Linked DNA regions of Homo sapiens: all the other regions are linked to region 1. The links are chromatin loops, found by intact Hi-C in ENCODE. Cell type or tissue: heart left ventricle. All regions are shown on one strand. Region 1 overlaps PACRG (parkin coregulated). Region 2 overlaps DKFZp451B082 (a long non-coding RNA gene). Region 3 has its middle 110 kb from the start of MEAT6. Region 4 overlaps LOC124901498. Region 5 has its middle 700 kb from the start of QKI. Region 6 overlaps PACRG (parkin coregulated). Region 7 has its middle 8.2 kb from the start of CAHM.

Region 1 (4,000 bases):
GCTTAGGTTTCAATGGTGGGTTTCCTTTTTGGGCATGGACCGTGGTTTTATAGTGGAAAGCTTTGTAGCTTGGCTCACACTGATGTCCGCTGCTCCTCACATGTGCGTCTTATCTTGGAGGCTGGGCTCCTCCGTAGGTTCTCCTGCCAACAAGCGAGACAGAAAGGAGGCGGCAGCTGGGGGAACTCAGCCTTCCTTCCCACCACACCTGCACCTTGCTGAGCCACTGCTCCCAAGACGAGGCACAGAATTCCCAGAGCAGCCTGGCTTCAACCTACTCATTTGGTGTTCTTTAAATTAAAAAAAAAAAAAAAAAACTTCTGGCAAATCGTGGTGGCTCACGCTTGTAATCCCAACACTTTGGGAGGCTGATGAAGGTGGATTGCTTCAGCCCGGGAAGGAGTTCCAGGCCAGCCTGGGCAACATGGTGAAACCCTGTCTCTATAAAAGAAATTCAAAAGTAATCCAGGTGTGTTGGCACGTGCCTGTAGTCCCTGCTACTCGGGAGGCCGAGATGGGAGAATCAGATATCTGAGCCTGGCAGTTTGATGCTGCAGTGAGCCAGATTGTGCCACTGCACTCCAGCCGGAGCAAGAGAGCAAGATCTGTCTCAAAAAAAAAAAAAAAAAATTTTCTTACATCACTAGTTTTCTTGCATGGCCTATGAGTTCCCATCCACTCTGTAAGCCTTTATAAGTGTTATGGTGGGATCCAAGTATAAGCTCTGAGTTACTGTCTCATTCTCCCCCGTTCACTTACAGATGACATTCTCGCAGACCAGACCAGCAAGTCTCCTTGCCCGAGGCCACACAGGCAGGAACCGCCAGGCACCCCGTCCAGTGTCCCAGCCGAGCCCTCCTGGGAGGTTCCTGTGTGCTGGACACATGCCTGGCTGGCTATTACCTGTGTAGTTTATCCAGTGGTTACACTGACTTGAAGTGGTCTTTCTGAAGACGACATTGACTTTGAAATTACTTGCATTATCCAGTGATCAGCTCTGGTCATTGTGATCCTTTCCAAGCCATACATAATTTTGGGTTTTGCTGTGGCTGCTGACCAGCATCTCTGTTTAAGAGACTGAGCTTTGTGCTAGAGATTCTGGTTTTGATGCATTTCCTAGGCACGCCCACTTCTCCAGTAGAAAGCCAGGAGTGAGTCCCTCACCGAGCTGATCCTTGTGAAGATGAACAGTTCTCTCCATTTGTGTTTAGTGACAAGTATGTTCGTTAAAATATCACGAAGCCTTCACAAGATGTTCTACTAACTAGTTCGAGACACAGCTTGTATACTGTGCACTGAATGAGTTTGCATAGGTTGTTACATAGATTATCATACACCTATAATAAATAGAGTATGGAAAACACTGCTAAAAAGTTTCAATGAGGACCAGGTGCAGTGGCTCACACTTGTCATCCCAGCACTTCGGGAGGCTGAGGCAGGAGGATCGCTTGAGCCCAGGAATTCAAGGCTGCAGTGAGCTATGATTACGCCACTGTACTCTAGCCTGGGCAACAGTGATACTCTGTCTCAAAAAAAATAAAAATAAAAATTCATTGAGTTTAAGAGGGGTTTTTTGTATGGTTACAAAAAAAAAGCAGTTTAATTCCTTTACTCTTATGAGCCACTTATTTGGTTCTTCAAACATGTAGAGGCCAAAAAGGCACTGTTTCTTTAGGTTAAAAAAATGGGCAAAAAATCTGATTTTATGTTTCTTTTCTCAAAAATTATTCACTAATTATTAACAGCAAACGCTGCGTCTCCTGGAGTCACCAGGCACCGAGCGTTGTGTGTGTTTCACCCGCTTGGCGTTTTCATTCTCATTTCATGTATTTGAAAGCTGGGGCTCCGTACAGTTATGACATTGACCCAGAGTCACTCAGATTGCAAATGACAGAGCCAGGGTGTGAACCCAGATAGGTCAACCTCAGCCTGAGTGTCTCTAACTCTTCAGGTTAACAGCCTTCTCCGGATACCAAAGCAGCACTAAACCATCTATTCAGCTGTGCGGGCACCTGTGTGGGATAGAAGGGGCTGAGGGATCCTGCTGCCACATTGATAACTATCGCTGGAACCAGGGTCTGAAACCGAGTCAGACTGACCCTGAAACCTACTTGCCTGACCATTTTACTCCCATACCTCGGGCTATCTTGCAAAGGAAGGGTTAAAGAATACGTGATGCAACCTCCTGAAACAGGCAGCCTAGGAACTTTGACCCACACACTCAGCCCCGATCTCTGTGGCCACCTCTGTGATACAGACGGCCGCTTGGGGACAGCAGAGGCTCAGGGGCAGTGAAAAGCAGTGCCGGGGCTGGAGATGAAAGAGCCAATTCTCCATTCTTCTGTGAGTCCCCGGAGATGAACACTGTGAACTTGTTCCCAGTCTCTGTGTCTCGTGCCAGCGGCCCTCCCCTCCCCCTTCCAAGGACAAGTCCACCCCCAGAGGATTTGCCCCTGGAAATGGGTCCTCATGGACAGGGGAGAATCAGAGATTATTTGCTTGAGGTGGCAAAAAAAAAAAAAAAAAAAAAAAAAAATACAGACACATCTCCGGCCAACCCTTTTTATAGATGTATTTTTGTTTTTTACAAACCAAATAGCAGAGGTTGATTATTAGTACAGTAGTTTGGGGTTTTTTCTCATCATTAACCACTTAGTTACTATAAATGTGTTTTAACTCACGGGGAAAAAGTCCAGCATACCGTAAAACCTGAGTCCCACCCAGCCAGCTCGGAATGGAAGGCTTCCAAGGCCCGGGAGGCGCGCTCTGTCAAGTTGCTGATTCGGGAGATAGCAGTGAATCGGGGTTCCACCACGCCCCCAGAATACTATTCACAGCAGCTTTGTCATTGACCGTTCTCCCTTTTGGACGAGATCTGAAACAAAGCTTCCAATCACTTCCGATCCTAATAGCGTTACCTCTCTTAGGTAGGGTGTAAGGATTCTTAGTCAAATTTCAACTCAAGTAGGTTACCTAGGAACATTCTTAGGGCTTAACCTACTTAGTTCTTCTTGCGGTTTCAGTTGAAAGTGATAGACTCTTCCAGGCTCTTTGTGTTCCACGGTCCGGTGGTGAAATCACTGCTATCTCTCCCTCCTTAGAGAGCCCACTGCTTCCCACCAATGAGTTAAGTAGTTTTTCTTGCCCATTTCTGCAAATTTGTGTTCATAAAATCAGTTGATGGATGAAAGTTACTGAAGAAATTGCTAACAATTTCGAGGCTTTCCTTAAATTGATAGTTTGTTTTACTTTATTCTAGTTCTCAGTGGAAACAAAAGGCAAGAATGATCTTTGGAATGTTCTGTTTACAAAATCAACCCAAACAAGATATAGATGAGACTCATTGTCTTCCTCCAGAATAACAATCGCCTTTAATTTCTGTGCTGCTGAAACAGTCACAAGAGTCATGATAGATCCAGAAAGAGACCCTTGGTGCTTCATGTGGTATCTTTCTTTAGTACGGGTCTCTTTTACATTCAGCAGGTTTCATTAGAAAAAAGAATTTCAAAGTATTTCATTAACAAAATTGAGAAAATGCGTATTTAAACATTGACATCCTTATGAAAGAGTAATTTCTTACATAAATGTAGCATTTTCACCTATGTTACCTCATTTAATCTTCAGAACTAATCTTAAGTTGCAATTTCACAATTTTATAGACAAGGAAATGGAAACTCATAGATGTTAATTCACTCGTTCCGGGCCACGGAGGTGTACTTTTTAGAGCATAGTCTTATTTAATGGTCTTGACTCTAAGTCCAAAACAGAAGCCTCCACTTTGCTGAGCACCAAAAGATCGGGAGATGAGTCAGTGTGTGAGTCCCAAGAGGAAGAGAATCTGCGGGTCCTTAGCAGTTAAGGAAGCGTCATGAAACATTTCTTGAAGAATGGATAGGATTTAAATAGTTTAGAAGATGCAGTCTTGAAACTATGTGGGTGATCCAGGTTGCATGAGCAACAAATATTTGTTGGACAATTGAAGAGTGAATGAATGAGGACG
Region 2 (4,000 bases), 160 kb after region 1:
GAAAGGCAGGCGGAGCTGGGACCAACAGGCATTCCACACCCGGAAAAAGCCAAAAGTTTTCACATGACAGAAGAGTTTGCAGCTGCGGTCACAGCTAAGCCATGGCAGGCTGGCTGCAGTGTTTGTATTGAGTCCTTTTGATGACAGCATGAATTCTGAGAACAAAGCTTCCAGGCTGTGGCTGTGTAACTGGAACCCAGAGACAAAAATAGCTTCTCTTCTCATGCATATGTGAGGTCTGATCTGTAAGTCTGAGAAAGAGTTTTTGCCATTTATGAAACTTAGAAGATTCCTCAACAACCACAGATCCTATGAATGAACATTTTTATTTGGCTGGATCCATCAGATTTAATATTCTTTCAGCTATTTGGTAGCTGCCTAACTTCTCCTTCTCATTGAAAAATCCAGTGACTTTTGAAGCTGTTTTGAGATATAAGAATAATAGAGAGTGAATTAGCGGATTAAAAGATCAGCGTTCTTATAATAACATTAAAGAGAGTATCAGGGAGCCAAGTAGTCTTGAGAGAATAAAGCTTTCCTCAAAGAGACAACTCTACACGCTCAGCTGATATTTCTAAATTGAGTCAGGAAATGTTCCAGGGAGGACACAGCTAGCTTGTGCCTTAATTCAGTGCCTGATTTAGATTTGTATACCCTCGTATAGGTCAGTACAAAATGAATCATGGGGAGTCGTGTATTCATAACAGGTGATACAGAGAAATTAAGATAATTTAGTTATGTGTCATTTAAAGTACTTATTAATAAAATAACATACATAGGTGTATCTAAGTTCCTCTACCTACATCAGATAAATTGCATTAACTGATAGCTTCATCTCATCTTTAGCTACATATTTTAAAAATATCCGTAATTAATTATTTCAATAAATTATATTATAAAATAATGTTAAGACTTAACATTATTCTAAATACACTCTCATTTTAATCACCATGTAATATGTTATAGAATTAGTATTCTTATGACAAAGTAACCATTTCTGTATTAGGGGATGCTAACCTATTTTTATTCTCATAATTCTAACTACATGTCTCATTATAAGTATAGCTTTCTCTTAATTTGAATTATTTCATTCTCAGGAAGAGAATGATGAGATCCAAGTGTAGCGTATTCTGGCTTTTGATGAGAATTACCAAATGGTCTTCCAAAGTAATCAAACACATTTGCACTACCGTCAGGAACTCCTGGATATTCCTACTTAACTGTCGGGACCAGCGTCAGTTTTTACCGCGTTTCTGAATTCTCGATCATTTCTCAAGTGCTGTCAAAATGGTGTTGGATACTTGCATTACTTTGTGCTTCGTCACTAATTAGTAACGGTTTTCTTCCCCTAATATTCATTGAATTCATTCATTTCTTTTTTTCCATTTCTGTGAACTGTGAACCCTTCGCCATTTGTCTTTTAGGGACTTTTATGTGCTTGGAGATTTGTAAGAGCCCTTTCTATACTTTTCACATTGAGTCTCTGTCCCTTCTCACAATGATGCCTACTGTTACCATATTATCATTATCCGCCACTCCTTGTTATGACCACATGCCAAGCTCTGTGCTGAATAACTTCGTTACCACAACCCTACAAGGAAGTACTGTCATCCCCATTTCACAGGAGAGAACGTAGAGGCTCCCCACTCACACATTTTGCTGGCGTCACAAGGCTAATGGCCTTGGAGCTGACTCGATGGCGCCTCCTGTCTTCTAATCCCACTCCACAACCGCCCCAGCATTGTCTGTACAGCTGCTGTCTACGCTGATGCGTTCTGTGTCCTGGGGTTTTATGACACGGTGGGTTTTCAGTCTATATGACCACATATGTTCATATTGTTTTAAGTTTTCTCTTTCTCTGCAACCATAGTTACCACTAAGTATGTATTTGTTGACTTTTCTTGATGTGGCATTTTCACGAGCCCCATTGCTTCCTATTCTTTTTTTATAGAGAGATTTTGATGTTCTTGGCGTCACTTGAAGTTGACTGTCACCTCAGACGTGGAGACCTTTTTGTCACAGGCAGAATTTTGCTCTATGGGGATTTTTTCATCCATCTATCTATCTTCATTTTTAAATTTAAGCAATATGATTTTCCACATGGGAGAAGAAAAATGAGGCCTTAAACAGTGGTGCTTTGGTCAAAAGAGTCAAAGTGAAATAAATGTGAGGGATCTAGGCCGCTGCTCCCTAGCTATGGTGCTGAGCGGCTGCTGCCAACGCCAGAGAGAAAGCCATGCCTTTGAGGCTGACGACAAAACCACGCTCTTGGGGGTCAGTCCTCCAATGTTGCCATTCATGGGAACGAGACAGCCCTGCCCCCCTGTGCTCCAGGATTTTGTCTGCTGTTTACCTCCTGTCAAATACCCTGAGACGGTGGCTGGGGTTTGTCCTGCCCATTGGAACTGTCCCATCTCATCCCAACTGGGCCACAGGCTCCATCCACTCTTGCCTCATGAACCCCATCCTGCTGTCCTGCACCCCTCTTAAACTGCCAGCCAAGCCTCTCTTTTAGATACATTCTGTAGCCCTAGGGCTGGTAACCCAACCAACCCCGAGCAATGAGAGCCGTGGCTCCCGGCTGCCATGTCTCCGAGGTGACCAAGAATACTGTCACTGTGGAATGCAGACTGTTGGATTTTCAAACTTGCTGCTGCTCCCACCGCTGCAGCTGTTGTCATTTGAGCAATTCTAATGAGGGAGGTGCTCATTTAAAAGTCGGTTCTTTCAGTCAGCCAATAGGTGAGAAAAGAAAAAAAAAAAAAGTCAGTTCCTACAATTATCCTAAGTAAGAGACCAGATTCCGAACAGCTGGTTCAAAGGAGGAGGTGACTGAGGATGCTGACACTCCTCAGGTCCCCTTTGCTCCACATGACGCTGCCTCTGGAGACATCTGGCCACTCCCTGCAGTCTTTGGGAGCCCAGCACACACAGTGCCCACGCTCTCATTTCCTGCTTTAACTTCTTGGACCACCAGCCTGAGCCTGCCTTTTATTTCAGACTTCGCTACTTTTCGGGAGCTCTCGCATCTGCTGATTTACAGGCCTTGTGCACTCTTTTCTTTTATTGCTGCTGGCATTTCCCTGGCCATCCACGTTGGTCATTTCCACCGCAAGTCTATTTATTTCCCAGTGGTGCACATATGTGTCCAGCTCCAGGCAATTTCGCTTTGTCTGCCTACCTGGTTCTGCAGTCTCTGACTTGCACAGCCAGCCCCTGCTGGGGACCTCATATGAATGTTCTTTTTTTGGCCTGCAGTTTATTCTGTGGCTGTGAAGATCTCCAGCACATCCAATATATGACAGTCATCATCTATGATATTTATCATAATGAGTGAAACTGGCTTAGGGCTTCCTAGGGCTGCCTTTACAACGTACTATAAGCCAGGGGGCTTAAAACAATAGACAATTATTCTGTCACCGTTTGGGGGCTACCAGTCTGAAGTCAAGGTGTTGATGAGCCATGCTCTCTCCAAAGCCTCTAGGGAACGGCCCCTCCTCGCCTCTTCTGGTCCCAATGTTCCTTGGCCTGTGGTAGTGTCGCTCCAGCTCCTGCCTGCTTCATCACATGGCTTTCTCCTGTGTGTCCCTGTCTTCTCTTCTTAGAAGGACATCAATCCTATTAAATTAAGGCTCATGCTAATGACGTCATCATGACTTGATTCCATTTGCAAAAACTCTATTCCCAAATAAGGTCACATTCACAGGTATCTGGGGTTAGGACGCCCTATCTTTTGTGGGGACACAGTTCAGCCCACCATACAGGCAAAGGTGGTCCTTGGCCTCCTTTCCCATCACCCCACCTGACATCTCCCTTCCCAGCTTCCTGGAACCCTTCCTTTCTCTAGCTCCTTTCCCTGCTCCCAATCCTAAATAAAATCTACCCCAGCATGAGGCAAGGGAAGAACCGGTACCAGCTCCTGCTGGGGTGCAATGAAACACTACTTATGCAGCTGCAGGCATCAGTGGAGAAGGCTGGAGGGGGAGGCAGGTGTTTGGGG
Region 3 (4,000 bases), 1.7 Mb after region 1:
TCACACATAACACTACACACTCACACATACCTACACCACACACTCACACATAACATCACACACACACGCCTTCACCACACACTCGCACAAACCTCACACACATACACATAACATCACACACACATGCATACACTACACAGTCACACAAAACACACTCACACAAACACCACACATTCACACATGCCTACACCACACACTCATACGTAACATCACACACTCACACATGCCTACACTACACACTCACACATAACATCACACAGTCACACATGCCTATACTACACACACAAAACACCACTACACACTCACACAAAACACCACACTCACACATGCCTAAGTTACACACTCACACAAAACACACAATCATAACATCACACACATGCCTACATCACACACTCACACATAACATCATACACACGTGCTCACACTACACACTCACACAAACACCACACACACAAAACACCACACACTCACACATGCCTATACCACACACTCACATATATAACATCACACACACATGCCTACACTATACACTCACACATAACCACACACTCACACATGCCTACACTACACACTCATACATACCTACACACACTTATACAGACCTACACCACACACACATCATACACACACTCACACCACACACACACACTCACCACACACTCACCTATACCTATACCACACACATACAACACTTCATACTCACACATGCCTACACTACACACTCACACACACACTCACATATACCTGCACCACACATTTACACAGAACATCATACACTCACACATGCATACACACACATATAACACAAGCTCACAACACCACACACACACTCTCACATGCCTACACCACACGTTCACACACAAGATACAGAGAGAAGAGTCTGGCGCCTGCTTCCTGACAAATGGTGCCTCCTTCTATTTGCTGATGAGTTTGAGGAAAACCTCCTTTCAGTTCAGCGTAATACGTTAATGTGGCAGCTTGATGCCATTAAGTACTTCTAGAACATTTTTGACTGTTATACTCAGTTAAAAGTCAATCTAACTATGGGGTCTAAAATTAGACACACGTCTATCTCATCATCTTCAGACACTGTCAATTTCTCATGATTTAACTTACATTGCCTTTTATTCTTTATATCTGCTCTTTTCTGTGTATTTTCTCATGCAAGTATCCCATACACCCTAAAAAGTGGATAAAAAGAAGAATCTTAACAAATGTTAGTATAGAAATGACAGGGTGAATCCATAGTACCATCTAGAGTCTTGGCAGATCATGACAATCTTTCTAATAAGCAAAGCATTCTTTTACTCTCCGAGAAATTTTGAGAGGTTTGAGAAGAAAAATAATGTATTTTCTTCATTTCATCAGTGTAGCTCTAAAGAATTAAATCTATGTATGCTGACAGTCATCACTCCTACAGAATCTTTTCATTTCCCAGAAACGCCTCTACTTTTCAATCATCAGACCACTAAGATATTGCTGAAAGTAATTGGGGTATTACAGGGCCTAGTTTTTACCATGTGAAATTCTATCCTAGACATCAATTTCTGATTATATATCCTGGAGAAAGAATATTTTAAAATGTTACATAAAAAATAATCTTATTAAATATGGGGAAATATTCAACTGGTTGTTTAAGCAAATGAACCTTAAATCAAAAATCGGGTTTGAGTGCAAAGTAAAGTGTGCTAAAGAAAAGCAAAGAAAGAAAGAAATACAAAGTGTGAATGATTTTTTTCATATGCTCCCCCGTTTCTGTTAAAATGCATTTCCTTATTTCGGGCAAGCTGGCTGTCCCTGGCAGTGTATCTGCCTGTTAGGAATATCTCCTTTTTGCAGAGTTGCCTAAAGCTATCAGTGGTCCCTGTTTCCTCTGAATTAATGTCATTGATAAGCGGTAAAAGGGAGAAATGTTGGCAATATATGATTATAGATTAAATGATGCAATTTCAGGGTCAGTTCTACAGAAAGCACTTATAAGACTCTGACAAGTGAAGATGAATGGAAATGAAGGAGTGCATTTTCAACAGAGCCTGGTGCCCGCCGGCTTCCAAGGCTCTGCTGCCATCTGCTGGCCGCGGCGAGGCACGGGCGTGCCCGGCCACACACTTGCTTCTGCTGTCTCTCATTAAGGGAACAGTTCTCATTTTAGGTCGCAGCTTACCTTCGGCATCCATAGACCTGTCAATTAGCCCTCTCCCTGTATTCTGATTCATTTCCAGCAGCAGACGTGCCAAAGACTGGCAGGAACTCAGGGAAATATATCCTGAGCACAGGTGGTATGTTGAATATGCCTTGGTGCTTTATTTGAACTAACCAACTGATACATTTAAACAATATAGGCATGAGACGGAGGGGGAAACTAGGAGACAGAACTGGCGATAAATTTGAGGTAATTATCTAAAATTGTTGCTTTACGATTTGTTTTCTTTGTCCCTATGCTGTCAATAAATGCATACGTTGCATTTTGACACTAACGTAATTTAGTTAAAATCCAGGAATGCGTTCGGCAGCTGCTTTTCCAAGTGTGCACACACAGCTTCTCTCAGGAACCAAGAGTCACTGCCTCCCCTCCTCTCCTTCCCATCTCAAGGGTGCTGGAAATAAATTTGATGCGGTAGGTCTAATTTTATTTTATTTTTTTAAATTGACTCAGTATTTGATTTCTCCCTAGAGACTCACTGCTACCTCTAGGTCGAGATGAGATTTCTGTCGTGCATTAAGCTAATTTGGATTGTGAATGAATACAAGTCCAGGAAGTCGATTCTGAGACCCGATACCCTGCGAGGGGAGTGCAGGATAAGCAGGAGACATTAATTAGCGCTGCCTTAAGCAGTTTTACCGACGCAGGCGGGACTGTGGTGGAGCACTGGAGATGCTGCGAGCCCTGAGCTGCCTTCACAGCCTTGTTGGGTGTGCTGCTGGATCACACTGCATGAGAAATGGAAGCAACCTATCTGTAAAGAGCCTGCAAACCTCAGGACGCTCTGGAAGCCAGTGGAATAATTACAGTGGGATGAGGCTGCAAGTCCCCTTGCTTCCTGAGCTGCATTCATGGCTGTGTGAAGGGGAGAAAGGAATACATTTGAGGTCTTTTCATGGAAGACACAGATATTTTAATGTTGCGATACCATCCAACAGGGTGAGCTGAGAGAACCAACACTAAGAGTTTCACAGATAGAACACCACTATTCCCTGTGTAAAACAGGAGGTAGGCAGGCGTAGGCCTCCCCTGGAAAACAATGTTTTAAGAGCTCATAAATACCTAGACGTCAAATCATCCTCGTTTCTAGTGTTTGTATAGATATTTCCAATAATATATTTAGTGGGCTCACTTTTTTATTTTGTGCATTTATCCTGGTTTATTGTTTATTTTTCCTGAATTATTGGCCAATGAATATTTATATTAGAACAGAAAAAAATATATTCTAAAATTAATGTCATAAAAATAAGTTACATCAGTTAGATGTCCTCTGCATGAGAAAGGGATAAGATGGATTGCTAAATATCCCCTGGGGCTGAGCCAGCAAGACTAGGACTGCACACCCCTCATCATTAGCAAGGACACAAAATCACGGAGGAGACCCAGTTGGCCAGGGCAGACCAGCCAGGCAGTGCTGTGTCGAACGCATGATGAATGTGGTGGATGCATTGAGCTCTCTTCCCAGCTGAGGAGTTAAAGAGAAACATTTAGTAAAAAGGGCCAGGATTTAGTCACAATGCTACCCTCTCCCGATAGAATAATTAAGCAATGAACACAGCTGCACATTTCTGGAATGGACACTGCGAGAAAGGTGTAGTTTTTCCATGTTGTATGGCATTTGTTTTCTTGCAAACAGGCAAGCACGGGCTAGGACTGTTTCTACGCCTGTCTGCACTGTGATATGCACTGTCTTCGCTGCAGAAGAGCACCACAATGCTGCCTTCATATTCCGGAACATGCCAGGCTCAGTTTTCTTTCTTTAAGTCCTCATTTTCTGCTTAATGTGCATACTAGGGC
Region 4 (4,000 bases), 530 kb after region 1:
ATCCTTCATAAGGAGCGGCTTTACCTCCCTTCCTGTAGGAGAGGAAGCCAGGGCTGTGGCCCAGGGAGGGAGGGGAGGCAGCCACTTCTCTCTTCAGTGCAGTTCATTCCAGTTTGGCTCTGACTGTGGCCAAGCAGGGAAGGGGTGCAGGATGGAAGGCAGCAGCGTGTACTTAGGCAGCTCAGTCAATGGAGCCCCCACGTCTCATCCCCTGCCAACCCTGGGCTCTTCCTGGCTGGATCTGGGCAGCCCAGGGCAGAACCTAGAGTCCAGGGCCACTGGTTCTCCTTGCCAGGTCCCAGGACCCAGTCCTGTTGAAATAACAGAGTTGATGGGAATGCTCTTTGCTGGGCACGAAGCACAGGCTTTAAAGGGCTGCCCATTCGCCACCACACTAGATACTCCCTGAAGGCTATGGGCACTTCCTAGCTCCTCAGCACACCCACAAACAGACACTAGAGGTTAGGGAAGGGCGATGCCACTTTCAACAGGCTGTTGACACTTAGCAGCATTTTGTAGACCAGCCTAAATCAGTGGTTCCTGAGCATCCTTATCCTCTCAGAAAGCTGATTTTGAGCCAGATTAGCTATAAGGGCCCTCTCCTTTCAATATTTGATTATGAATATAAAATGTCTTCCTAAAATCTTATAGAATGTTCATAAACTAGCATGGCACGTAAAATGAAGCCAAAATAATGCTCATAGTAAACCTTGTACTTAAATAGCTCAGATTTTTTTTCTTGAATTTTGTAATGATTTTCCAATGCTGCTTATGTAACGGCCCAACATTCGTGCTCATAGATATGGGAAGAAAGTCAGCAAGACTAGGTTTTGGAGACTAGTCTAAACCCAAGTGTGGATCTGGGTCATCTGGAAATCAACAGGCAAAATCCTTGGCTGCACTCAGGCCTGTAGCTGCAGACTCTCAGCCCAAGAGCTTGTGTGTTTGACAAGCACCTCGTGTCACTCACAGGCGTCCTGCTCTGCATCGATATGGAGGAGCACTGGAGATTAGAAACCTCTGGAAAGAGAGGAGATTGCAGTGAAGCCCCGGGGTCCTGGGTGTAGCCAAGGAGGTGCTTCATGATTTTTACTTACTTCCTCATCTCTCCACTCCTGGTTACTTTTTGGACTTCCTATTCCATTTCCTGCTTTCATAGAAGCCTAATTTTTAATATTTAAGTTTCAGTCAGCCGAAGAAAGGCAATCTGTCTTCTCTTTCACACAGTTTATGTCTTGAAGGATTTCTCTAATCCATTCCAGCAGTCGGTTAAGGGAAAGTTTTATTTAACCCCTGCATCCATGCCTACAATTGCTACTTGCCAACATTTCATTACTTCTTGTAGAATGTAAGTGCCTGTTTCTAAAAATGAAAACTTATAGAGATCAGAGCCCTTCATGATACCAGCTCTCTGCTGTGCTTGTGGCCACCCGATGTTGGATACTGGGTGATACTGCAGAGCAACGGAGCATCTGTGGGGAGGTCCAGAATCGAGAATGGTCTGATGAACAAAATATGCCACCAGTCTTGTTTGCAAGGGGGCAGCACGTGATGGAGGAAACAAGGTCCTTTTCAGTTCTTAAAGTCTTCACTGACAGGTCACAGAAGTATAGGGTCCCTTTTGCCTTTTCCTTCTTGGCGATACTTAAGTCTGGCTCAGATGCTTTTGTGTGTTCTTTTAGAAACTATCAACCTACTGCACACAAAATATGTGTACTTGGATGGTGTTTGATACGGTGTGGATGCTCAGGGTAAAAAAGAAAAAATAGCCATAACCAATTCTGGAAAGGAAGGAATGAAGAAAAAGGTTGTAACCTGCTGGGCGGGTCTAGAACACTCCACACCCATCCCCCAGAATGAAATCAGCTTTCCAAGTCATCTGTTTGGGCAGGAGTTTCCAGCCAGTTAGAACTCTCTGTCCTCCCTTCCAGTCTTTTAGGCAACGCTGTATTTTGAAAGCCAGATGAGGAAGGCAGATGTTTTTCCCATCTCCACCCACATCAAGACTGTTGTTTGCCAAATAAACTGGGTTGGGACACAAATCCTGCAGAAGGGCTGCCACTGGGGGCACTGGAGGCTTCTAGCCCGGGTCAGCCCTGCCAGGACCATGGGTGGCGCACCTGTTGTCAATTAACTGTCCAGGCTGAACTTGGGAACGAAGGCCAGAACAGGCGTGGGAGGCTGGTCCTCCAGCTAAACTTTGACTTCAAGCTCAAGGAAGGGTTTGAAAGGGTGGGAAGAAAAATATTGCACATTGGTTGGGTGATCAATATTTATTAAATTTAGAGCCATTTATACTTGCCAGTTCTGCGTTTTGTAGTGTTTTTGAAGCAAACGCAACTCATTTTCTGGCAGAGAACTGATGCTTAGAATTAGAAAAACAAAGTATTAAGTAGAACTGGCATAAGACCCCATCGACGAGGGATGGATTTCAAAACTTCTCAGCCAGCCGTCCCTCCGTGCACATTATGAGTCTGGAAACCCAGGGATCCCATGTGAGCGCGCTAGGGAAGTGGAGCGTTGCAGGCCTCCCGAAACACAGCTGCCCACTGCCTGCCCACATCCTCCTTGGCAGCTTGGGGTGAGCTGCCGCTGAGAAGCTACGCTGGCGCTGAATTTCCTCTTTTCAGCTGCGTACAAAGATAGGCCCTTGAATTGTGGCATCACAGCACGGTGCTCCAGCCCATGTGTTGGCCTCTGTTCCCCAGGGAGTGTTGGAGGGGAGCGTGCTGATCCAGCGTCCAGCTCTTCCGGGAGTGGGCTGGCTGCTCTGAGGGTGGCTGTGGGTGAAAGCCTCCCGGGGTCTGCTTCTGGGGGAAAATGAGGCTGGCAGTGGCCTGACCACTCGGTTTTCCAGCCACCCAAATTCAGTTGCTCTCTGAGCTCTTACTGTACACGGAGCTGAAATATTGTGCAGGAAGCAATGAATCAGACCCTTTGCCTGCAGGAGCCTACCCTCTGGTGGAGGACACCCACCAGCATGAGGATAAACGCAGAACTGGGACAGCGTGAGCGTGAGAGGCACAGGCAGAGCAATGCATGCTGGGTGTGGACCAGGAGAGGAAAAGCCACTTTTTTGCTTTTTTATTCAGGAGGACAAATAGCAGGAGAGGCTTGTTCGGTATTTTTCAGCTTATAGGCCCCCCGACCCCCTTCCTCATCTCTTTCTTGCAGGGCCTACAGCTATTTGGTGTTAAAAACTGAATTTTGGACAGATAAAAATGCCAGTGTTTTCCTGGTCTGCCCGGCTCTGGCTGCTCCATCTTGGCCACGGTGGCATGGCTGGGGTTGGAAAGGGGAACCTGGGGGCCTGCAGGGAGCCAGGCACAGTCAAGCGCAAGCTCCACCTCTCTGTTCCTCCCCTCCACACACTGTCCAGGGCCATGGTCACCTGGTGCTGGCTCCAGCGAGTCCTGACCCCAGCTCTGGCTCAGGGCTTCCCCTGGAGACTTCAGCAAGTCTCCCCGAAGCCCTGCGTGCCTTTCCCACCAGGGAATCCCTCCAGCCTCAGGTTTCTGTGGGCTCCTCCCACGCAGGAGAGGGTGCCTGGAAAGTGGACATGTCCATTTTCAGTCCCCCTACCGTCTCCCCTCCTCCCCCCAACTCCTCCCCTCCCCCCACTCCTTCCCATTCCCTACCCTCTCCTCCCCACCCCACCCTCTTCTCCTGCCCCCCACCCTCTCCTCCCTACCCCCACCTTCTCCTCTCCCTCACCCACCCTCTCCTCGCCCCCAACCCTCTCCTCCTCATTCTCCACTCACCCCCATCTCTTTGGTGAGGCTGTAGAGTGACTTAGGTTATCCCAGAGTGACCTGAATGTTAAAGAAGGTGCTCCCTGTCTTTCCACATTGCTCCCCTTTCCTTTCCCCTCCTTTCCCATCTCTTAGTCCCCCTTACCTCCCACTTCCCTCCCTTCTTCTCCCTCCACGCTGCCCCTCACCCTGTTCTCTTCAGGCTGTCTGGCTGCCTGCGAGGGTCTCCCTGGGCACCCAGCTCCTCC
Region 5 (4,000 bases), 930 kb after region 1:
AATTTGGTGCTTGTGATGACATGTTGAATATTCAGCTCACCCGTCAAACCACATCTCTTGAAGCCTGAAGTCCCAGGGATCAGAGCTGATAAGTCTGAGCAGCTTTCCTGAGTCACTCAGTCCTGGGACCCAGCAGCGAGCACATGTTTCCCGTTGCCTGTCCTGACCCTCGCTTCTGTTGGGACCTATACCTGCTTTATCACTGAATGCTGAGATGACATATTTTTCCCATGTTGTAAACACACCAACATGTATTTTTCCAGGAGCCTAATTGTAAAGAGCAGTCAGACTTGGAGGAAATGGTTACTAAATTTGTCTGAATCGGAAATGCACCTCCTTTAGTGGATATGAGATGGAACGTCGCAGTTGCTTCCTAAAGGTCTCCTTTTCATCATCCTCCTGACCTTTTATAAAAGAAAGAAGCAAAGAGAAGAATGAAAAATGCACGAGTCACTGTTTTACTTCTTTCAACTCCCATCGCTGATGTTGACATGGACCAACAGAGATTTGAAATAAAGCCAGTGTAGCGGGAGGAGTGGTGAACTCCAGAATTTTGGGACTAATCCCCACCATCAAAGGCTGGGCTGTGTGGTACAAGAAAAGCAGGATGTCAGTGAGAATCCGGCATTGATCTCCCCCGTCTACAAACATGAATCAAGACGAAGTTTGCCCCTGCACCCCACCTCACCCTCCCTCTCAACAGGGCCATGCACTTGCTTCTCCTTCCAGAGGAGGGGCGTCCCCGTGCTGCTGGAAGAAGCACTTGGAACACTTTCTCTTTTGCTTCTCTTTTTTTGGGAGGTTGTTGTTTTTGTGGTTGCCATTGACTTCGAGTGTGGCTGGGGGTGAGTTGCCCAATAGTTGTGGTACGTCTCAGACACTCTGTCACCCAAATATGGAACTGTGGCAGCAGAAACACCTTATGAAAATAGCATGAAAATGTGTAATGTGCCATAAATAAACAGAAAGAGACCGCCAGGAAGCTGTGCTAATCACCGCTTTGATGTCGCCTGAATTACTGTATTTTTTAAGGGCCTCGTGTTTCTGCTTGTTTGTTGCGACTCAGCTGCCACTGCTCTATGAAAGGTTGGATCCAGTTTTCCAGCTCTTCTCCCCTTTGCAGTGACAGCTGTTGTCCCTTGACTCATAGGAAAGCGATTTCTCCACCCTTCCCTGACTCCCAGCCCTTTCCTGGCAGGACTCCTGCGAACCTTACTCTTCGTCCCTGCCCTGAGGTGGCCGAGGGTGAGGACGGCCGCTTGGCCTGAGTCCATGCGCTCCCAAAGTTCCTGTGTCATTTGCCAGCCGGTCCCAGGACTCTGCAGCAACGTCCTATTTTTAATCTCTGGTAACCTGGCCTTCTCTTATTTGGCCATGTCATGTCGGGAAATGGAAGTTTGGCTTGACTTATGTAGCAAAGAGCTTGTAGGAGCACAAGCCCCTCGCTGAGCAGAGCTTGCAGGAAGAAAGCCCCAGATCCTTCAGTTTTGGGTTGCCAGGGCTTTCTGGCTTTGCCTACACCTGGCAGTCACTCAAAAAAAGTCCCAATCCTGAATTGCTTCTCATAAGTCTACATGTTCTTAGGTTTGATAAGAGCTCAAGGCTGCTCTCCTTGATTTTAAGATTCTATGATGTCACAAAGCGCAGGTGAATGCCAGACACTGTTTCCTTTCTGTAACTACCCAGGTAACCACTTGCACAAGTGACCTGTGGGCAGCCCTGGTGCAAGTTCCGTCCATGCCCGGGGCAATCCCGGCTCCACTGCTGGGTCCAGGAACGCCCTCTTGTGGTTGGAAGAGCTTTGACCGACTTTATTTTTTTTAAAAAAGAATTACATTATTAAACATTTTCTCAATTTTTGTGTTTTATCTAGTCTTGGGAGTGAAAAATGCTAGTTTTTAGTTGAGGATAAGTAGGGGGGAGAGAAATTAGAGGTAGTTTTACCATCATCATCATTGCTGTATTCAAGCCCCAGTCCACCGAGCTTGTCCTTCCAGCCTGGACATTGAAGACGTCTCTTTAATGGTCTCTTTGCCTTCTGGATTCTGTGCCCTCACCTGCGTCAAAATTAAACTAAATTTTCTTGAAACACTTTGTTTGTTTTTGTCCCTGCTTTGTTCAGAAAATGTGAAAAGCTGCCCTCTGGATAATTTAAAGGCTGAACCCTTCATAGGCTCTAGGTTCTTCTAGAGTCTTCGTAAACCCAGTTCGTCCTCTCCCAGGAGCGTCTCTGTCCATCTCACCACGAGGTCCTCATCGTGGCCCTTTGTGGAGGCTTCCACTTTAATCCCTCGAAGTTTGCAATTCATGTGTTTTTGCATCTTTTATCTTATGAAAACAATGATCTATCTCCCTATCTAGATGATCGCTCATGGGAAGGGGCCAACTCTTCACTTTTTCTTCCTCTTTGGTTCATATCAACGGCAGCAGCAATGGTGATAATGATACATGTGGCTCTTTCACTACCCACCAGGCACTGGAGAAACTCTGTGTGAGCATCAGTTTACCTAATCTCACAGAACACTGTGGCGTCCACATTATTAGTCCCATGTGACAGCTGGAGCAGCAGAGGTGTAGACAGGTCCTGGAGGTTGTCCTGGTTGTAAGTGAGTAGGAGAGGAGGCCAGTGCGGCATGCAGGACTGCGCTCCTGACCGTGTTGTCTGTCTTACAAAAGACCCTGTGATATGAGTTTGTTTCGACAGTCATAATCGCAAACATAACGATGAAACGTTAAAGTTGTCTGCTTTCAGACACGAATATAGAAAAAGATTTGGAAAAATAAAGCTTATTTAAAAATATTATACATTATTGAATATACAAGAAAATATATGACAAATGCAAATTAAGTTCTATCTCTCTGATGCACTCTCGTGGGTAGATAAATGATCATTACATCTTACGAAGCTGCTGCCTCTGAGTGGCAGAGAGCCCAACCAAAGGGGCTTCAACAGCAAGGAAACTGGCCACCCTCACTTGGTGGGCTTTGGGATTTACTCAACTGACAGCTCCATCTCCAACAGCATGCGGCGCTCGGGCCCATCTTTCCACTGGTGGCTGCTGGCGAACTAAGATGTAGGTTTGAGACCCACGTTTGGGCAGACAATGTTGAGAGGAGGAGCAGACAGTGGCTCGCAGAAGCTCTTCCAGAGCAGCTGGAAAAGACCTTCTCAGGATTCTCCAGTGGAGCTCACCCTTGTCCCCACCTATCCTCAAGAACCCCGCACAGTCGGGCTTAAATAGGGATGTTTAAAGAGGGTTCCCTCAATGGCAGCAACAACTGGGACACTGCTAAAAAGGAGGGAGGGAGGTTTGCGGTACAGGGATGACACTCCTGGCGTGGCATGTTAGAACTCAGGGTATGCTTTTGTTTCTTCACTTGTGTTTCTCACTTGGCCTTCTTCACTTGGGATGAATGTACTGTGGGATGGCAAGTTCACATTTCTCTCTCTGTAAGAGAAAGAGTTGGTATCTCACTTCAGAGGGACTACCAGTGTGTAAGAAGTCAGCCGGAAGCCATGCACGGGGCCCAGCCAGCATCAGCTCCTTTCTGCCTGTTTCTGACTCCTGACTGCACCCCTCTCCTTCGTCATGGAGCCAGACCATGCCTGTTGAGCACTTGCCCTGTGTCTCTGTTCTAAGTGTGGGGACACAGTGGCAAGACAGACTGGCCAGGTGCTCACTCTCAGCTCAGCTGTGGAGCTGGGGAGCTCACAGCTCAGAGAGGGAAAAGGGCTGTGGACTAAAGAACAAAAGGGTCACTATGAATGGTGGTGTTCAGACTTACACATTTCAAGATGGCTCCAGGAGAGCATCAAATCAAGCTCAGGGCCCTTCTGAGTGTGGGCCTCATGCAGCTGTGTTGACTTTGCACCCGTGGCAACACCTCTGGTCAGGACACCTGTCCAAGGAGGTGACATTTGGATTAGATCATAGTGAGAGCTGGGATAGAACATTCCAGCAAAGTCCTAGTGGGGTGAGCATCCTGACTTGTGAAGGAC
Region 6 (4,000 bases), 320 kb before region 1:
CACCTGGTAGAGCTGTTGTAAGGATTAGGTGGAGGAGTGCCTGTAAAACACTTAGCACCCTATCTGGCACACAAAAAGAACACAGTACATGATGATCGTGTTATAATTGTGATTTATGACACTGATGAAATTAGTAGGAAAAGTGGTCTCTGTCAGCCCTTCAGGACTTCAGTTTAGACTAATTCCTAATCTTATAGACACTCTTCTTTTTTGCGTATCAGAGATGTAAGTATTGTAAATGTGTCTTAAATTATATCTTATTATCTGATGAAGGAATTATTATAGCCATCTGTCTTAAACTGTTATTCTAAGAAAAAAAAATGGAGAAAGAAGAAATACAGAGTGAGGGACTTAAAAATATTGAAATGGCTTTCAAAATAAAATAATCCCAAAATATGGTACGAGACAACAGAGAGATCAGAGAAGCAAATAGCCAGGAAGAAGCTCTCCTGTCAATTTGAATGTAACTTATGACAAGGGACATGGGAATAGATACCCCCAATCGTCCCAGCGGTGTGTGTTCCCACCCCAGCTTCCCAGCGCCCCAACTCCCTGCTTCTGGGACGTTTAGTCATGTTTTCTCCACTGGAGATGCCTCCATAGGGCGTAGCAGTTCCTGGAGCACAGTGGACACTGGGTGGGAGACAGGTGATTTAACTGGCCTTCCTTGGGCACCAGTGAACAGATGTTGTTGCTAGTCAGTTATGGCCCCTTCTCACGGAGTCCGGGTTCAGGTTCTGCCCCTCATTTCTCAGACAGCGTCCCAGGCCACCTCCACCCATGCCGGACTTTATGCCTTCCTTGACCGGGAGGGCCACTTATCCTTGTTCAGGTCCAAAGCTGCGAGTTTTGGTTTTGTTGTTGTTGTTGTTATTGTTGTGTTTAGAGACTTGGTCTGGCTCTGTCACCCAGGCTGGAGTGCAGTGGTGTGATTACAGCTCAATGCGGCCTCGAACTTCTAGGATCAAAAGAGATCCTCCCACCTCAGCCTCCCGAGTAGCTGGGACTACAGTAGTGTGCCACCATGCCTGGTAATTTTTTAAATTTTTTGTAGAGATAGGGTCTCACTCTTTTGTCCAGTCTGGTCTTGAACTCCTGGCCTCAAGCTATCTTCCCACTTCGGCCTCCCAAAGTGCTGGGATTATAGGCATGAGCCACCGCACCTGGCCTAAAACTGCATTGTGCATATAGCCGTGGAAGTGCTGAATTGTATTGTTATCGGGTACTTTAATAGTGATACATTCAACCGGCTGTGTGGCCTTGGGAGAGTCATTTCAACATGATGAAGGTCCAAGCCCAGGAGATGATCAGAGAATCATCCCGAGTCTCCTGCAGCCCTGGAGCATCTTCTGGTAGCAAATAATCTAAACAGGTATCTTAATAGGTGAGCGGCACGTCTCGAAGAAAAAAATCTCTCCACACAAATGGTAAAGGTCTTGAAGGAGCACCAGATCTGTAGCGTGTGCAGCACCACACTTTTCATATATGATGTGATTAGTGTAAATAAGTAGTTGATTTTGCTTCATAAGTCAAATGATGATTCTTTTACAAATAGCCGTTTGAATAATTCTTTACACCTGCTACTTAGCCATAGTTTTGCTGGAAGGATTGAGTTTTCTTCTGAAGACACAGCACTACTCTGAAGCTTATTTCCCCCTGAATTTTGTTTTTCCCATTTTTGGCTGAGAAGGCATCTGGAGTGACTCCAGCGGGTTTACCTAGGTTTTCCCTGAAGAGGTTTAGGTGATTAGACAATAACAGAAGGAAAAGTAGAGTTGCCAGTAGGTGGCTCACTATGAATGTGCTTGGGACGGGATCAGACATGTCACCCCTCCTCCACTTAGCCTTTGTTTTCAATCCCTGCTGCTTTGAGCCTTTTTCTATAATGTCTGAGTCATTTGCAGCGGGGTGGGTAAAGAGGGGAGAAAGAAGAAAGCAAGCAAGCAACAGCCTTTGAGCTCCGGAATAGCAAAGGCCCCCATCTTGCTCCGAGAGTTCACAGAGTATAGCCCAGTCCGAGTTCTCTTTTCCACGCACACTTGCTTGTTCTTTTGTTCCTTGTGTCCTTGGCAAAGACTGAAAGAACTAAGCCTGGAATACTTGGGCCCTCCCGTGTCACTTAAGAAATAATAAGCCATTGTCCTCATTAAGCCACCCTTGTTTTAGCAAATAGAATCCAGATACCGGAGAGGGAACATTTTGAAGGGAGGCAGAATTAGAGTAGAGATGCTTTACAAAATTCCCTAGAGAAACTGCTTTGTTTCTCCTATTTTATTGCTCCTTACTGAGAAGATTCATATTCAAATGGGTTGGGGTTGTGAATAGCGGCTTGCACATTCTCATGCACCCAGGAAGGCTATGATTATGGCTAATTACAATGAAGAATGAAGCTCTAACAAGAGTGTTCCATCAGATTGTCATTCATGCATGAAGTAACTTAGGCTGGCCAATGGAGGTGTGATTTTGGTAATTACAAACAATGTGGCTATTTGAAAAATGCTTAGTAAATCTGTTCAAGACAAAATAAGGTCTAATTAATCACTTTAGCTCTGAATTCTCCAGATGATCCATTTGCTCTGTTTTTTTTTTTTTAATTTAAGGTCTCTTTAATAAACTAGATCTAAGATATAAAATATGTTCTCGTTGCCCACACTTAAATGCAACTGTGTTACCTGTTTCAAAGGCTTCTTAATTCTGCCAATCATGTTGCAACCTGCTTTTAATGCAACTTGACAGAAGGCTTTTAAAAATAAATGTGTGTATATTCTTGTTGTTACCTGACAAGAAAATGGTTTATGAAAAGTTACTGTAAAACATTAACTATTAATTTAGAAGCCATATTGGTATCATCATTGTGCTGACATATATTAACTCTTGAATATTCGGTGAATGTTGTGTTTAGCACTTAAGTAATGTCTAACTATATGTATTAGTTTGTTTTCACACTGCTATAAAGAACTACCTGAGACTGCATAATTTCTAAACAAAAGAGTTTTAATTTACTCACAGTTCCACATGGCGGGGGAGGCCTCAGGAAACTTAACAATCACGGTGGAAGGCAAAGGGGAAGCAAGGCATATCTTACATGGCAGCAGGAGAGAGATAGAGAAGGCGGAAGTGCCACACTTTTAAACCATCAGATCTCATGAGAACTCACTCGCTATTATGAGAACAGCATGGGGGAGCTGCCCCCATGATCCAGTCATCTCCCACCAAGTCCCTCCTTTGACCCATGGGTATAACAATTCAAGATGAGATTTGGGTGGGGACACAGAGCCAAACCAATCACTATATTATAGGGGAGAAAAAGTAATATATTTTCCTTACCTATCACAAGGTTCGTGGCTGAGAACCTTAGAGCAAAGGACAGAGTAACAAGAGAAAAACATCACATTTATTTAATAGAGGTTATGTGACATGGGAGCCTTCAGAAATGGAGACCCAAAGAAACAGAGATGTGTGTACTTTTATGGACAGGCATGCAGAAGTAAGACTGGAGGATGAAATGGCATGCTCCAATCGGTACAAACTGGGGGCAACTCAGGGAGACCTGATTGCCCAGTTTCTTCTCCGTGTTCCTGAGTGACATTCCTTCCCTCCTGGTATAGGGCAGTACTCCTGTCACATGAGGTCTTCAGGGAAGAAGTGAGGCCGCAGGTCAAAGAGTGGCCTTCCCTGCGGTCATGGCCTGTTTCAGGGAAGAAGGGGTGGAGGGAATTCTAGTTTCCATGCCTACTTCAGGAGACAGAGGACAGGAAAAGTCACAGAGACCCTCCTGCTTCTGCGGCGTTTTCCATTTTCTTGAGCTTAAAACAGTACACAAAGGTGCTATATTTTGGAGTATCATGTTCTGAACCCCAAAAATATTCTACCTTAAATAATTGGAGGCCTCCATGAAGGCACAATGATGACATAGGAACTTATGCCTCTCTATCATTTTTTTTTTCAGTAGATGATTGAAGCGAAGCTGTTTTATGCTTGTCTCTTTTCCCGTTTGCCA
Region 7 (4,000 bases), 220 kb after region 1:
TCAGTGCTGTGATGGTGATCTTGCTTCGGAGAAATCTGGTGTGAAAACAGATCATCTAAGTTTTTGCTGTGGTCTCTGGCATTACCTTTACTTAGTGCATTATCACTGCACACAAGGTACACAATAAGTCACTTTTGTAAAAATAGATTTCAAGAGGAAAATTCTTACCAAGTTCCTTATAATGTCAGGGATTCAATTATAGTTCAGACTGAAGCACGTCCCCAGGTATCTATTGGTAATGTGTCGCCCTCTTGGTGAGCAAGAAAACATATGATGCAAATAGAAATTTTGTTCAAGATTAGTATTACAATGGGGTATGTGATTCGCGGTGAAGCAAGACTCATAATTGAATCCCAGAAAGGTTTATTTGAAAGCTTTTTCCTTTCAACTACCTTGATTTAATTGTGTGTGTCCTGGCCTTCATTTGGAGATGAGGCTCTGAAAGCCACTTTGTTACCTTGAAAACCACTGAGAGAAAGTCCTGACTCCATTGGTAAGTTTTCTGGAGGCTACAGGTGTGGCCCAGGGCTGGGAGGTGGTGACAAGACTAGGAGGTGCAGAAGTCATAATTTTAAGGACCTAATCTCGTTGAAGCGAAATTTCTAGGGGGTTACCAGGAGAGATGAAGCTGATTTCAAGGCACGTGCAGGGAAGGTAGAAGGAGCCACTGCTGTCTAGCTGCTTCCTGCATGATCTAGTAAAACAAACTTGCAGAAGCCACTAGTGAAGTACGTATATTTTTGTCTCTCCACTTTCAGATTTTAGGTGATTCAAAATAAGGGCTATGTTTTCCCATGGTATCTGATTAAAGCTTGTTGCTATTGCTTTCCAAGTATCTAGTGAAGTAAGCCAAAAGCATGGTTTGCTGAGTGGGCAGGTGGGGCAGACCCCCTTCTGGCTCCTTCACTCTCCTACACTGCTGCGGTGGCCACCTCGGGGCAGGGATTGGAGAAAGCCCTTGAGCTGGCATAATGCAGCCCAACAGTTGCTTGGACATCACAGTTTAAACCCTGGGTTAGCCCACAACTCTCTGTGCTAGAATATCATCATGGAATCTAACAGGCGTGGTGAGCTCCTGGACCTTCCGGAAGACGGGATCTCCTAAGCTCCCTCCACTAACTGCCAGGCCCACTGTTTCTAGGGCAGGCGCAGGAGGGAGGCAGCCTCTCCTTTTCCACTTGGTCCTGCAATGACACAGTGGCTTTCAACACTGGGTCTTGGTGGCGACCCCTGGCCAGCTTTAGAGCAAGTGTTGTTGCTGCTGACAATGGGGCCAGCCCAGGACTGAGGCTCCTTTTCATCAGGCTGTTTGTCCCTTTACGTCCTAGTGTCAGCAGTCCTGGGAACAGGAAACGGTTTGTGCAATAGGAAGCAGCAGAAAACTGATGACTGAATACTTTTGAGCTTTGTGGAGAAAATTTCAACGTAGAGAGATTGCACACATCCCAAAATACGTGTGTACGAACTGGAGCCCTATCCAGGCCTCCTTTTCAATTCTTAAAATGATGCTATTTATTGAAAGCTTACCATGTCCCAGGCATGCAGTGAGGCACCCATGCCATCCTAACATCCTTATGCTGCACCACCTTACCTTACAGGCAAGAAAAGAGAGGTGCAGAGAGTTTACGTTGCTTTTAGCAAGTGACAGGGTCGAGATTTGAACCTGGGACCTCTTCAGTGACTTTTCTGGATCCTCCTGCTCTGCAGCTGCCTCGGAGGACCAGCAAATTCTTCAGGAAAAATGTTTCAGGACTTTCCGTCCTTGTTTCAGGACCGTTCCTCTGCATTATCTGTGAGAAGCGTTTCTATAGTCTTGGCACATAGTTATGCTGTGGGGCTAAGGTATTATTATTTCATATTTCAGTGCAGAAGGAAGTACTTATTAAAAGGCCCCAAACCAGTTGTCTGAGCCTAGAGATGAAAGGCCTCCTTCCCGCACCGGCCTGGGTGCTGAGTGGCCCTGACGCCAGGCCAGCCTGCCACTTACAGTCTGAGACTTGTGTCTGCTCCCTCTTCCCAAACACAGAGGCAGGGCCTGGCTGGGGCCATCTGATGAAGTGCCAGTGTGCCTTCATGAAATCAGGCATGGGACTGACTGAAAAGCTGAAATCTGGTGAGCTGAGGGGGAGGAGAAGGTCAAGTCTGGCTGTCGGTCTACAGAGGTCAAGGACCTGGCACAGAGCAGGGCCTGCTGCCTCTGCCACCAACAGCCAGGCACCCAGAGAGGAACTGGAGGAGAAGGCGGCTCGCTGCTGGCAGGTCAGCTGATGGGAGAGTTTACAAGACTGTCTTTGAACTCCTCGCATGCAAGCCCTTCTTCTCCTTCCTGATTCACATTTAAGTTTGCGTTCCTGATCCCCTCACATTCTTTCTGCTCCTTTAACAGCTTCACCTGGACACAGAAAGGACAGAGGCAGGAGCAGGGCCACGTCCCTCTGTCGATCACAGCTTTAGCTTTCAGTTTCTCACGGCTGCTTAATTCCCAGCTCACACTATCAATATAGGGCACGCATTTTAAAACTGTTAAATAAAAACAGCTGCTCATTTCACTATGCCACATTTTCTTTCCAACTCAAAAGGATGCTCACTACCAATGGATACTGAGAAAAATACAGTGTCATTAATGTCAGTTAATCAAGTTGGTGGTCCTTGAAGATCTATAAAATGTAACTGTAACACATTTTACAGATTGGCTTAGACAGAATAACTAGGAAATAATAAATGCTAGCATCATCAGTATTACTTGTACAGCTCAGCAAAGGAACGCAAATGGCTACACAGGACTGGGGAAGAACAGAACAGAGATATTTCTTTGTGTGAAATACAGAGTTTATCATAAGGAGGAGAATGAATCACTTTTCATCTCTGGCAGCAACCTGTTTTTTTAACATATTATTTATGGAAAATAGAAAGCAAAACTGAAGCCTTTGGTATTTCATTGCCACTGGATAAATGTCATTTGTATAAACCTTTCTAAATTTGGATATATACCCAAAGAACCTACATGTATCTTAGACAAAAAACTATCCACTTTCATTACATTTAGTAAAAACTCATAAGCCCAGGATTAATGGACATAAAGATATGAAATAAAATAATTTTCTAAATATGCAAAGAAGCCCATACAAACAGAAGTAATAATCAAAAAGTTGTAACAGTTGGTCCAGCACAGGCATAAATGATCAGTGTCTGCCAGCCCTGATGGGGTCAGGGTGCCAGGCATCTTGCCTTTGGTTGCTGGGTTAGGGGGGTCCCGGGGCTCCGGAAGAGGGCCTGGGTAGTATGGCTCAGAGCAGTGACTGCTCACTGAGTGGTGTGGGAATCTTTCAAAATTTAAAAACTGAAAAGGCTGTACTGGTGTGTACTGCTTGAATCTCAGTGCTACAAATAATTGCTTTTAATCTTTTTTTTTTTTTTTTTGAGACAGGATCTTGCTCTGTTGCCCAGGCTGGAGTGCAGTGGTGTGAGCTCAGCTCACTGCAACCTCCATCTCCTGGGTTCAAGCCATTCTTGTGCCTCAGCTTCCCTAGTAGCTGGGATTATAGGCGTACGCCACCACACCTGGCTAATTTTTGTATTTTTTGGTAGAGATGGGGTTTCGCCATATTGGCCAGGCTGGTCTCAAACTCCTGACCTCAAGTGACCTACCTGACTCAGCCTCCCAAAGTGCTGGGATTACAGGCATGAGCCACTGTGCCCTGCCTGCTTTTAATCTTATATCTGAATAAGTAGTGAACAATTCTGATAAAATATCATTGCTATACAAACTCTTCAATGTTAAAACCAGAGGCGCTCATTTTCTAACCTGTTATAGATTCAGAGGACTATGGATTCCCTGGCCTAGTTGCCACAAATGCTGTTTCCTGCTGAGTAAGACATCGCTTACACTCCAAAATACTTTGCAAGAATCACTGAATTACATTGCAAAATATGAACACACAGCATCAAACACTACCTGTCATTGAAGGCAAAGAAATCTTTTGGATTTTCAGATGCTATG

What was found. A loop is a pair of places that touch in the nucleus more often than their neighbours do. Peaks named below come from ENCODE experiments on the same cell type or tissue, not always from the same donor. Only the 100,000 strongest peaks of a DNase experiment are listed, where the experiment ranks them.
Region 2: it touches region 1 in a loop (4-fold over the local background); 18 of 110 quality-filtered maps call a loop at or near these places.
Region 3: a loop joins it to region 1, with 5 times the contacts of the local background. A loop is called at or near these places in 31 of 110 quality-filtered maps.
Region 4: a loop joins it to region 1, with 4 times the contacts of the local background. A loop is called at or near these places in 2 of 110 quality-filtered maps.
Region 5: it touches region 1 in a loop (6-fold over the local background); 31 of 110 quality-filtered maps call a loop at or near these places.
Region 6: it touches region 1 in a loop (2.3-fold over the local background); 12 of 110 quality-filtered maps call a loop at or near these places.
Region 7: a loop joins it to region 1, with 2.9 times the contacts of the local background. A loop is called at or near these places in 61 of 110 quality-filtered maps.

Annotation. Positions count from the first base shown.
Region 1 is chr6:163,179,096-163,183,095 of GRCh38, forward strand. All of the region lies in intron 4 of PACRG (parkin coregulated), which reads left to right. PACRG-AS3 (PACRG antisense RNA 3) reads right to left here. Exons shown (of 4, transcript NR_122120.1): 4 at 2,550-4,000. Among named protein-coding and RNA genes, the nearest start is that of PACRG-AS3, 11 kb to the right of the region's middle. RefSeq lists enhancers at 1,892-2,472, 2,102-2,396. In heart left ventricle, a CTCF peak has its summit at 2,266; a DNase peak (open chromatin) is centred at 2,306; H3K4me3 peaks cover 344 bases; H3K27ac peaks cover 260 bases.
Region 2 is chr6:163,339,104-163,343,103 of GRCh38, forward strand. DKFZp451B082 (a long non-coding RNA gene) reads right to left here. Exons shown (of 4, transcript NR_033862.1): 3 at 1,652-4,000; 4 at 1-420. Among named protein-coding and RNA genes, the nearest start is that of DKFZp451B082, 5.9 kb to the right of the region's middle. RefSeq lists an enhancer at 2,350-2,850. In heart left ventricle, a CTCF peak has its summit at 1,737; a DNase peak (open chromatin) is centred at 58; H3K27ac peaks cover 1,967 bases.
Region 3 is chr6:164,925,664-164,929,663 of GRCh38, forward strand. No RefSeq gene overlaps it. Among named protein-coding and RNA genes, the nearest start is that of MEAT6, 110 kb to the left of the region's middle. In heart left ventricle, CTCF peaks have their summits at 1,255 and 2,067 (motif pointing left); a DNase peak (open chromatin) is centred at 2,078.
Region 4 is chr6:163,709,797-163,713,796 of GRCh38, forward strand. LOC124901498 reads right to left here. Exons shown (of 5, transcript XM_047419664.1): 2 at 3,941-4,000; 3 at 3,762-3,812; 4 at 3,392-3,546; 5 at 2,259-2,901. The coding sequence ends at 2,627. Among named protein-coding and RNA genes, the nearest start is that of QKI, 300 kb to the left of the region's middle. In heart left ventricle, CTCF peaks have their summits at 2,063 and 2,949 (motif pointing left); DNase peaks (open chromatin) are centred at 95, 2,095, 2,625 and 3,360; H3K27ac peaks cover 3,121 bases.
Region 5 is chr6:164,108,178-164,112,177 of GRCh38, forward strand. No RefSeq gene overlaps it. Among named protein-coding and RNA genes, the nearest start is that of QKI, 700 kb to the left of the region's middle. RefSeq lists an enhancer at 1-234. In heart left ventricle, CTCF peaks have their summits at 1,791 (motif pointing left) and 1,995; DNase peaks (open chromatin) are centred at 780, 1,244 and 1,744; H3K4me3 peaks cover 1,410 bases; H3K27ac peaks cover 2,476 bases.
Region 6 is chr6:162,855,190-162,859,189 of GRCh38, forward strand. The region is part of intron 2 of PACRG (parkin coregulated); the gene reads left to right. Among named protein-coding and RNA genes, the nearest start is that of PACRG, 130 kb to the left of the region's middle. RefSeq lists enhancers at 609-3,709, 1,502-2,065, 1,668-1,962, 2,066-2,628. In heart left ventricle, a CTCF peak has its summit at 1,781 (motif pointing right); no DNase peak of the experiment used is centred here; H3K4me3 peaks cover 522 bases; H3K27ac peaks cover 545 bases.
Region 7 is chr6:163,403,787-163,407,786 of GRCh38, forward strand. No RefSeq gene overlaps it. Among named protein-coding and RNA genes, the nearest start is that of CAHM, 8.2 kb to the right of the region's middle. RefSeq lists enhancers at 1,899-1,968, 1,979-2,158, 2,389-2,578. In heart left ventricle, no CTCF peak of the experiment used is centred here; DNase peaks (open chromatin) are centred at 951, 1,258 and 2,215; H3K4me3 peaks cover 1,028 bases; H3K27ac peaks cover 3,039 bases.